2 separate regions of the Mus musculus genome follow, and region 2 is linked to region 1. Evidence: chromatin loops called from intact Hi-C (ENCODE). Cell type or tissue: left cerebral cortex. All regions are shown on one strand.

The links. Hi-C counts contacts between places; a loop is a spot of excess contacts. Peaks named below come from ENCODE experiments on the same cell type or tissue, not always from the same donor. Only the 100,000 strongest peaks of a DNase experiment are listed, where the experiment ranks them.
Region 2: a loop joins it to region 1, with 4 times the contacts of the local background. A loop is called at or near these places in 2 of 42 quality-filtered maps.

The regions. Positions count from the first base shown.
Region 1 is chr6:52,574,936-52,579,935 of GRCm38, forward strand. The region is part of intron 4 of Hibadh (3-hydroxyisobutyrate dehydrogenase); the gene reads right to left. Gm33047 (a long non-coding RNA gene) reads right to left here and starts at 4,878. Exons shown (of 2, transcript XR_377679.3): 1 at 1-4,878. In left cerebral cortex, a CTCF peak has its summit at 2,562 (motif pointing left); a DNase peak (open chromatin) is centred at 2,557.
Region 2 is chr6:51,168,748-51,173,747 of GRCm38, forward strand. No RefSeq gene overlaps it. Among named protein-coding and RNA genes, the nearest start is that of Gm32328, 4.8 kb to the left of the region's middle. In left cerebral cortex, CTCF peaks have their summits at 1,884 (motif pointing left) and 2,192; DNase peaks (open chromatin) are centred at 1,845, 2,359, 3,217, 3,734 and 2 more places.

The DNA of each region.
Region 1 (5,000 bases):
ATATCTAGGTAAGCTTACTTAATTCCTGTGTATAATCCCCCACCCATGTTCTTGTAAGCAATCCTAATTGAATTCATCATGTTACCAATACACATTAGAGTGTGTTTACATGTAAATGTGCATGCATAAACACACACAGAAACAAAAAGATCAACTCGTTGGGAAAATGAAGTCAATAGAATGGTAGAGGGAACCAGACAGTAATGGGGTAATGGGGGTAAATGTGATCAAAACACATTATATATATGCACAAAAATATCATAATTGTGTAAGCAAGCTAGCTCAGCTGAGCAAGCCTGAAGACCTGAGTTAGACCCACAGGGCAGGTGGGAATGGCTCCTATAAGTTGTCTATCTGACATCTGCACACATGCTGTGGCACACACTCACGAATGTACACACTTACACAAGATAAACACATAATAAAATTAGTTTAAGTCATTAACATTATTAGGTACAACTAGTATATGCTAATAAAGTCTCTAAAAAATGTATTTGGGGATCAGTGAGACTGGTCATCAGTTAAATACACTTGCTGTGCACAGCTGACAACCTGAGCTTAAAACCCAGATGGAGGCAGGAGAATAGAGTTATCCTCTACCTTCATGTGCATGCCATGACACATGATTCATCGACTATAAATATCATGTGCACACACAATGACAGGCAACATTAAATAGTTTTTATCTGTTTTGTTTTGAGACACGGTCTCACTGTGGAGCCCTAGCTGGCCTGGAATGCTCTATGAAAAACAGCCTGGCCTCCAACTTGGAAATCCACTTGTCTCTGACTCCTGAAGGTATATACTACATTGCATACCAGTTTTTATTTTAAGTCATTAAAACTATTAGGTACAACTAATATATGCTACTAAAGATGATAAAAATTATCTTTATTTGATGTTTGTTTGTTGTTGTTGAACACTATTAATTTTTGACTTGGCCTACCACACTGCTAACAGCAGCACTGAGCTTTGTGAAGGAACAGGATGGGCTCTTTGGTGTCAAACAAAAGCCTGGCTTCCCTTACTCTTACACTAGGATATTTTTTCCTTTTTGATAATAAAACAAGCTTCATCTTTACCATTAGGACCAACATCAATCTAAACCTTCACAAATGAATGCTTCTTTTATGGTTGCTACTTCAAACGAAATCAAGAAATTTCACCCAACTAGACACAGCAGTCAATCAATTTAATGATGACTTTCTATGGATCAAAAAAGAAAAAAATGATATGCTAAGAATTGTAAGATCACTTCAAGTTCATGCTCTGCTTGTGTCTGTTTTTAAAATCTCATGTAAAAATATTTACTTTCTACAAACCAAGTATTTACCAGATATTTTCTGTACACACACAACACACTTTTGGGCTTTTAGATTACTCGAAAAAAATTAAGTCCCAATTTTGGTTCAAGTTGAGTTTGTAATCCAGACAAGAGTTAGCACACTACAAAATAAGCCTGAAGGCAAAGAAAATGAATTGTCATAAAAAAGTTTAGATGTTCAAAATTAAAGTAAGTGAAATGTCACACTGGGTTATAAAAGTAAAAGCTTGCCTAAAAATATCAGACTAATGTGACCATCAAAAATGATGCTGTGTTGCCGTGTGCTTGCTGACTCGGGCAGAGAAGGAAATTCCAGGAGACATAAACTGGTTACTTTTTCTAGCATACAGGAAGGCCTGGGCTCACTCTTCAGGAATGCACTAAAAAAGAAAATATGTTTGGTGGCTCATGAAGCACTTGGGAAGTGGAAACAAGATCACAAGTTCAAGGTCATTCTCTACTACAAAATGGCTTAAGAGGTCAGCTACAGGAGATCTTGTCTCAAGAAATATAATATCATGGAAGAGGGGATAGAAAATCTGCCTTTTCCTGCATAGACTCCTGGCTGCACAGGCCTCAGAGAGCCATTTGCTCTCAGCGACAAGCACAGCTCCATGCTTACCGACAAGCACACCTATCCTGCTGGTTGGCTCAACCTAAGTTGCCTGCCCTGAGATTCCTTTAACAGACACAGTGGAAGTCATTCTCCTAGGCATTCCATCAAGGCTGATCGCTTGGGAAAACAGTCACCAACTAACACATGTACATTTAAGTGGAAAAGGAATTCAAAGGAGGGAGAAAGGAAACCAGGTGAGAGAGAAGAAAGAAGAGAGCCGGGCAAGGGAAGAGTGAAGCGCGAAGACACAGGAGAGGAAGGAACCATTACATCACTCACACAAACACAATGCATATTTGCACTTAAACTTTATTTTTAAAAGAGTGTTTGGCCCATGTAAGGTGTGGAAGTATTAACAAAGTTAATTATGTTTTACAATCGGTAATTAAGATTAGAAAACAAAGCCTTTGATGTCTGCTACTCTAATGATGGAGGACCAACATCTGAGAAATGTAGCTGTGTATTAGCATAACCACATATGAAAGTACACAGAACCATTCCCAGTTACCTTGTCATTGAATGATTAAATATGAATTCATAATTAGAAAAACCCACACGTAATTTACTGGCTCCTCTGGCGGTTCTGGTTCATTAGCAGTTGATTACTAAACAGTGACCTCTAGTGGCCCATAACTTTCTAATGCTGTATGACTTCTCAAAAGAGCAAGATAGGAAGAACCCGCTTACCCTAAATAAGGCAATTACTTTTTCCTATAGAGGGGAATACTAATCTTTCCTACTTACAATACATTCTTTATGACAATATAAAGTCCTCCGCAAACCTATGGCTTCTGCCCAAATGACACACATTATTTAGTAAATTATAACTGAGCACCTGCCTAAGATCTGGGCTGAGTGCTGAAGATAGTCACTAAAACATCACAATCGACTGAATTCTTTCACCAAAAACTAAAACGACATTAATATATAACTGTCACAGTACTATTTATTCTCTGTTCACACACACAAACATGCTAAAACCACACTTCAAAATTCAAAGACACCAGAAATTTCTGATTCACTGCATTCTGAACTGCTATTTACCTTACAAGTAGCTGATTAGCCAATCCAGAAGACTGAGGCCACAGCTCAGTGTTAGAGCAAAGGAACAAACACTTGACCCTGGGTTTAATCCCCAGCATTTAAAAAAAAATCCAGCTAATGTCTTATTAAGTTTTCCTTAAAGAGGTTTTGATACAAGGACCTCTTCTTGTTTAAGAAGTCTATGTGCATCACACATGTAAGCTTTCCGTCTCTCCCCTTCTTCCTGTCCCTCTCAAAGTGAACAACCACCTTCCAAGGGTTCTTATGCTCACATCACTAGTTTAAGTAAAACTACAACTTACACATCTGTGAATGGACTGGCTTTTCTTCCTGGCAGTCCAAGTACATTCATTCATTAAGACAGGGTTTCAGAAAGGCTACCGACATGAAGAGATGACTTGGGCTATGATAAAAAAAAGTGTCAAGCTATTGATTATGGTTCTCTAAAATAATGGCAAGGCTGGAGCATCCTTTAATATGTGACTCAGCCTCTAATAACTCTAAGATGCAAACAAAAGAGACACACATCTTCTCCTTGCACACCCCTGCTGCAGAGCACGTGGGGTGAGTGCCAGTGGGTTTCCCTGATGATTCAATGGAACAACTGAATCACCATGTAGTGCTATTATCAACAGCTCATGACCCACCAGCAAGAAATGTCAGCCTGATTAATCTAAACACTGATGACCTTAAAAAAAAAAAAACCCAAAACCAAAACTACCTTCCTCCCCACAGCAGAATACGATTATAAACATCTGCTGTTCCTGAGTATGAAGATCTGCCAGCAAGACTGTTGTTACACTGAGACAACACCTCGAAGCTAAGGAGCAGAGTGTATTGGGTTTGAAAAGAACTGGTGACATTAGTTAAGTGAGATTTTTTTTTTAACAACTAAAAGAAACATTTTTGAAAGTACACATTCTCTAAGTTCAGCATATTAAAGTATCTGTTTCCTTAGCATGTATGGTTGTATTACAGTAAGATATCATTTGATTATTAAATTCTTCTTAAATATGTTTCAAAAATAACCAGACTAAACCAATCTATTTCCCACTTCCTTTTATAGACAGAAGCTAGTGTGACATGTTTCGTTTGCTCCATACACGCTTGGAGCTCGTTCTCTTGCAGTTCAGCCTGTTTCTGTTTTACAGAGGCCGCTCCTGAGAGGATGTAAATCTGAAAGTGGCACTTCAGAGGGAATCATTTAACACCACTTCCAGATCCTGCTGGGCACAGAAAAGCACAAATCCCGCCATCGGGCTTCAGAAAGGTGAGTGCAGCATAAATCAGGGCAGCTGATTTTTATCCAAAGCAAAAACAAAGTTTCTTATCACAATAGGTTTCTTTACCTGCAAAAAGTTAACTCAATTTCAGCTTCCCTGTACTTGAATGAAGAGACTGAGACTCTTAAGAAAAACTTCTGAGACAATGCAGAAAAAGTCAAAAATTTCTACAATTGAACAGCAACGTTTTTTTAAAATATAAAGCAGGTTCTTAGTAGCCTGAGGCTAATAAGGAAAGAAATAAATCCAGATTAAAAAGCAACCTATAAGACTCTCGATTTTATTATCATAAAAGTTTCTTTTAACAGATGAAGCATCAGAACTGTTCTAGATTAAAGACGAATGAAGAAACTAAAACCAAATGCAATGCACTAACTACTGTCAGACACAGGACGAAAGAAAACACAAAAGCCCGGCTCCGTGTGGGAACAAGTAGGCAATGCAAGTCTGAAGTCTCCCCACTAACACCAGACAACCAGCTAATGCCTTGGGAAGATCAGTTTTGCAGTTACATGGAGCCTCTTTTCAGAAAACATAGGCTTGAAGTATTTAAAAGTAAAGTTTGGCCAAAAGGTGCATGCTTGCTTTCTCCCCCTCTCCCCCACCACCCCCCGCACTCCCTCCCATCTCTGTGTGTGTGTCAAGTATGGAGTGCACACAAACTAAAAAAATAATAATAATAATAAACAGAACAAATGATGAGCTAGCAGGAGCTCCACTATTAATAGTAACT
Region 2 (5,000 bases), 1.4 Mb before region 1:
CTCGCTCTGTAGATTAGAGATCACGGTTCCAGTCACCACGTCCCGGGGTGGGAAAAACTGAGGGGTGTTCCAGACCCTTGCGAACCCTGGGGCGCCCCACCCAGGCCCGCTGCAGGCTGACACAAAGCAGGCGCCCCGGGCGGCACTCAGGCTGGGGCGGGAGAGCTTGATTGATGGACCCCGGAGGCGGCGTAGGGTGAGAGCCGGTGCTCATCCCCGCGCTCCTAGCAAGGAAAGGCTGATTTACAGCGCCCGGCGGGACGCCGGTGAGGTCCCTGCAGAAATGAAACCCGCTCTGGGGCCCGGGGGCACTGCGGCCTTCCATCCAGCCTGGGTTTACGGAACTGCCAGCCAATCTGCCCCGCAAGCCCTGAACCCACGCTTGCCCGGAAGATGCCAAAGTCTCAGACTGAGAAGTTAGGAAGGGCAGCTGGCCCCATAGTCCTCCTCCAGGACCCTTCTCCGTTTGTTTAAAGACGCTTTTTTTTTTTCCTTAAAGCACTGAAAAAAACTCAATTCCATCCACCCCATAAAAGGGAACTATGCGTACCCAAAAATTCTTACTTAAGTTTCTAAGTGTGTTTTGTTTCGGAAGATAAAAGGCCAATAAGTTTATAGGCAGTAAAAAATAAGAAACTTAAGATTGGGACTTCTGGAGAAGTAATTCTAACTCAAAGATAGTGTTAGGCCCTCCTGTCTGTCCCCTGCAGTTTGTGAAGTTGACTCTTAGGCACCAGAGCTGAAGTAACGCAGGTTCGGGATCCAGAGATAGGGTGTAAAGTAAACTCAGTTAGGGGGCCGCAGGAGAGAGGACTAGAGAAACCACTCTAATCACTGGCTTCTAAATAAAATTCAGCAGACGGGAAACCCAAAGTAACAAGCCTATGAATCGCTATTTTGTAGGACGAGGGCCTCGTGGCTGGATTCTGAGTGATTTTTTTTAAAGTAATAAATATGCCTTTTTCAGAGTTATTTTTTGAAGACTGGGTACGATTTTAAATTTCATGACTATTAGGTATAGTGATCCAAAGCGGAGTACAGGGGTTTTTGTGGGTGGGTGAAGAGGCCGCGTGGTCAACCCGTAATATGTTCGTGGAAACTGCAGAGCTCGCCTGTCAACTTGATTTTCTTTTCTTTCTTCCCTTCTCCCCTCTGAAAATACCATTAGCTCTTAGTCTGGCCTTGGGGTTGTGGTCGCACGAACACCTCTCTTCCTGATAAGTCCAAAGAGAAAAACATATACACTGGAGGTGCCAGAGATAAAGCTTTCCCGGGGTTTCATCCTCGTGTCTTCCGCTGGAGTTGGCAAAACAAAAGCGCTGCCCTAGAAACGATACTAAAGCACAGAAAGTCCTTCCTGTGACCGAGGTCCCAACACGAATCGCTGAAAGAGCCGGGTGTGTTAACTGCAAATGTGTCCGAAAGCAGCAACGCAACCTTCGGCTCCCGGGCTGCGACCAGGCAGGCATCTGGGGAAAGGAAGAGTGGTCGTTGGAAAATTAAGCTTTCCCCTCCAACTTTAATTTCACTTTAATTCCTAAAAAACCGAAAATGACACTCCCGAAGCGCGGCCGCCTCGATCCCTTATGGCCGCCCAGTTCCCTTTAAGGAAAAGTTTTTGCAAACACTGAATGTGTAGTTTACTCTAAAACTTGACTGGGCAAAAGTCTCAAGAGGAAGCTTCCCATTAAAGCAACAACCAACAAACTGATTTTCGTAATATGTAGCTTTCTAATAGTACAAGGGTGTCCCACTTCACTCGGTTATAAAATATAAAACTGTTTGGTTATTAATTTTTCTAAATTACTTGCAGAATTTGGGGAGAGTGCTGAGAGGCAAAGAAAAGATGAGCCTTATGCCATCTGGCGGTAACACGTGGAACTTCACGACAGCCACCAAATTCCACTGACCTGTAGGTCTGAACCTACAGGGATTTCTTCACCAAACGGCTGTGTAAACTTCGTCCTCTTGAGACGAAGAAGGACGATCTTCGTTACAGAAGATTAGATTTGAGGATAAAAATATTAGCAAAAACAAAAAACAAAAACAAAAAAACGGGGATAGATTCTGAAAGTCTGTAGCCACATAGATATTTTTAAATGAACCATCATACCTCTTGGGGAATTTTTAATGATCATTTATATTCAGTGACAAAAAAGTTTAAGAAAGGCTAAAGCGAGCAGTAGAATTGAGTATTTCGTACAGTTTGGCAGTAGTTTCTGCAGTACCGGCTACTGAACACGTGGGGGCGTACTCAAGTTTCCTCTGATCTCTGGTAATATGATTCCTTCACTTATTTGCATGACTTGTTGTGATTGGATAATATGTTTTAAAAACGTCAATTATACGTCAGACCATAGTTAGCCAATCAGCAGCCTATTGTAGCGTGATTGGTTTCCACTAGAGGTGTCAATCATCCGAAATTTGCATACTAGTCCTCCAACAGGCTGGAGCCTGTCAGTTTGCTGTGGCTGCTAGAAGAGCAGGAGTCGGACGGAGAAGAATGAAAATATACTTTTGCTCTAGCAAAGCGAAAGAAAAATATCGTTTTTACTCATCGTTTCAAAAATTAATTCAGCTATATATCTACCTAATAAAATAAGGACTTTCAATGAAACAAAAATAAGCAGCTATCAAAGCCTTGGTTATTAATTTTAGGTTTGCTGCTTAAAATATCAATAAGTAGTCAAACGAATAATAAAACTCCTAAAATTAAGCTAACAATTTTTTGTTACAAATGATCATTGTCAAATTAAAAATGAATATGACATTTATAAATAAATGTATTTACAAAATACTGCTTTCAGTACATAGGCAAGCTAAAAGCTTGGCTTCGTAAGAAAAAACACAGAAAAGAGAATCTAAAACAACATTTTTTACTTTATCAATAATGACACGCTTAGATCATCCTCTCCTCCGTATTTATTTACCGTGCATTCACAGACTGGAATGCTTTTGTTTGCACATTTCTCCTCACATAAACACTTTTTTTTTAACGGAAAAAAAATCTGTAGGGCCTGTGAAGAAGTCATGGACAGTTTTAAATTTAGAAATTCGTAAAGCCAAACACTTAGATTCTCGACTAGATCTTCCAGGAATATTGTAATTTAAAACATGCCCAGCTTCACAAGGCGTTTATTATTGCCCTAAAATACGTGCAGGAAGGAATCCGCGGCCGGCCGGAGTGAGGAAACAATCCGGGCCTCTCGCTTCCAGACGCTGGAATTTGGATGCAAGCGGGCAGCGGCCCAGCGGCTGCAGCTGCAGACACCGGCCCTCGCCTCTCAAGAATTTTGTAGCAGGCGTTAACAGGCATCTACACAAACCGGGTTTGATCCTTCTGTATAAAGCCGGTCCTGGAATGATTTCCAAATTTTCCACTCAGTAGTGAGCGGACTTGTCCTTCCGCGGTTTTGTCTTTTTGTTTGTACGTATGTTTGGGGATGGGGCGGGTAGTTTTGTTTGTTTATTTGTTTGTTTGGTTTTTTTTCTGTCACTATTCTTTAGTGGCTGCACTTTTCTAATTTTCTTCCTTTACGTATTTTTTTCCTCTTTATTTATTTTTTTTCCTTCCACCCAAGCACTCTTACAGTGTGTCTTTTTCTCGGGCCTCTTCGATTACAAGCCGCTTAGAGAGCTGTGGCAGATGTGTTTGTGAGAAGCCACACAGGGCTGGAGTGATGCTGGCTATTAGTGGAGTGCCTAGGACTACGATACCTGGGACATTGAGGGCTTGAATTGTGTGCTTTTCCGGAAATGCACGAATAACACGGCTATAAAAATAAACTTCTGGCGATTTTAAGTGGATTCCTAGAGGAAAGCAAGCCTCCTATTTCTCTTTACTCCCTACCAACAGTTAGCCTGGTGAAGACCGTCCTCAGTGAATCCCTTCCAGGCCCTCCTAGAGGATCTGTGGAGGACCGGGCACAACAATCTGACTCAGCGGGAAATGCCTGCAGCTAGGACTGCACCCCACCAGTGTCAGCACCCACCACCTCGCCATAGGTCTCTTTCACCTTAGCTCTCTTCCTTCTCCTTACACCTCATTTCTTTCTTTCTCTCCCCCCCTTCCTTTCTCTCTCTCTCTCTCTCTCTCTCTCTTTCTCTCTCCATCCCTCTCCCTCTTTCTTTTTTCTATGTGTCTCTGTCTCTGTGTGTCTCTGTCTCTGTGTGTCTCTGACTGGCTCACTCATCCACGCACGCGCACTTGTTTCCCCCTGGCTGTCAATCACACCCGCACACCCTAGAACGCTTGCGCACTGGAAAAATCCAGCCTCCCACCAACCCCACGCCCTTTCTACTCGTCACCCTGCCATATTGACCAATAAGAGCATGGATCTGGGGGCGGACTTCGAGAAATAAACCAATGAGAGAGCGATTGGAAGCTAAGGCTCAAGAGAAGTAAATCCTTCGTGGTCCGCATTGAGTCGCTTGGGCGATGATTTATGCGCCCCTTTTATTATTTGTAACACTTTGGGAAGTTATTAAGAGGAAGATCTACTGCTTCCTCTTTTGGGGGTGGAACTGGATAGTAATATTTGTCACTGGCGGGTTTTAGGGTAGAGTGGTGCGAGGTGGAAGGCCGTCGGAGACTGGTTTGTTTTGTGGGTACTGTTTTTCATTACACGACAGATTACCCTTTTCATTACAAGCTGTAGACAGGGCCAACTTCGAAGGTCTTCTTGGCTGAATGATCTTGGATTACTCAGAGAGCTGAAACCTGATGCCTTTTGACTTGCCTGTCTATACCCCCGGCACTAGAAGGAGCCATTTGGGGAAGATGTTGCAACCTCTAGTTGCAAGAGAAAGTAAACAGACTCCCCTCACTCAGGTCCCCTCCCGAGCACCGAGCAAATCTCCTTGTGCTTTTCCCGCCTGGATGCTCATTAAGTCTTAGTTGACTCTGAGGCGGATGCAATAAAACATGGATGGTTTCAGAACCCCAAACAAACCGAGTTTCTGTTTTACTCTCAGCCGGACCACACCCCCTGCCTCTCCAC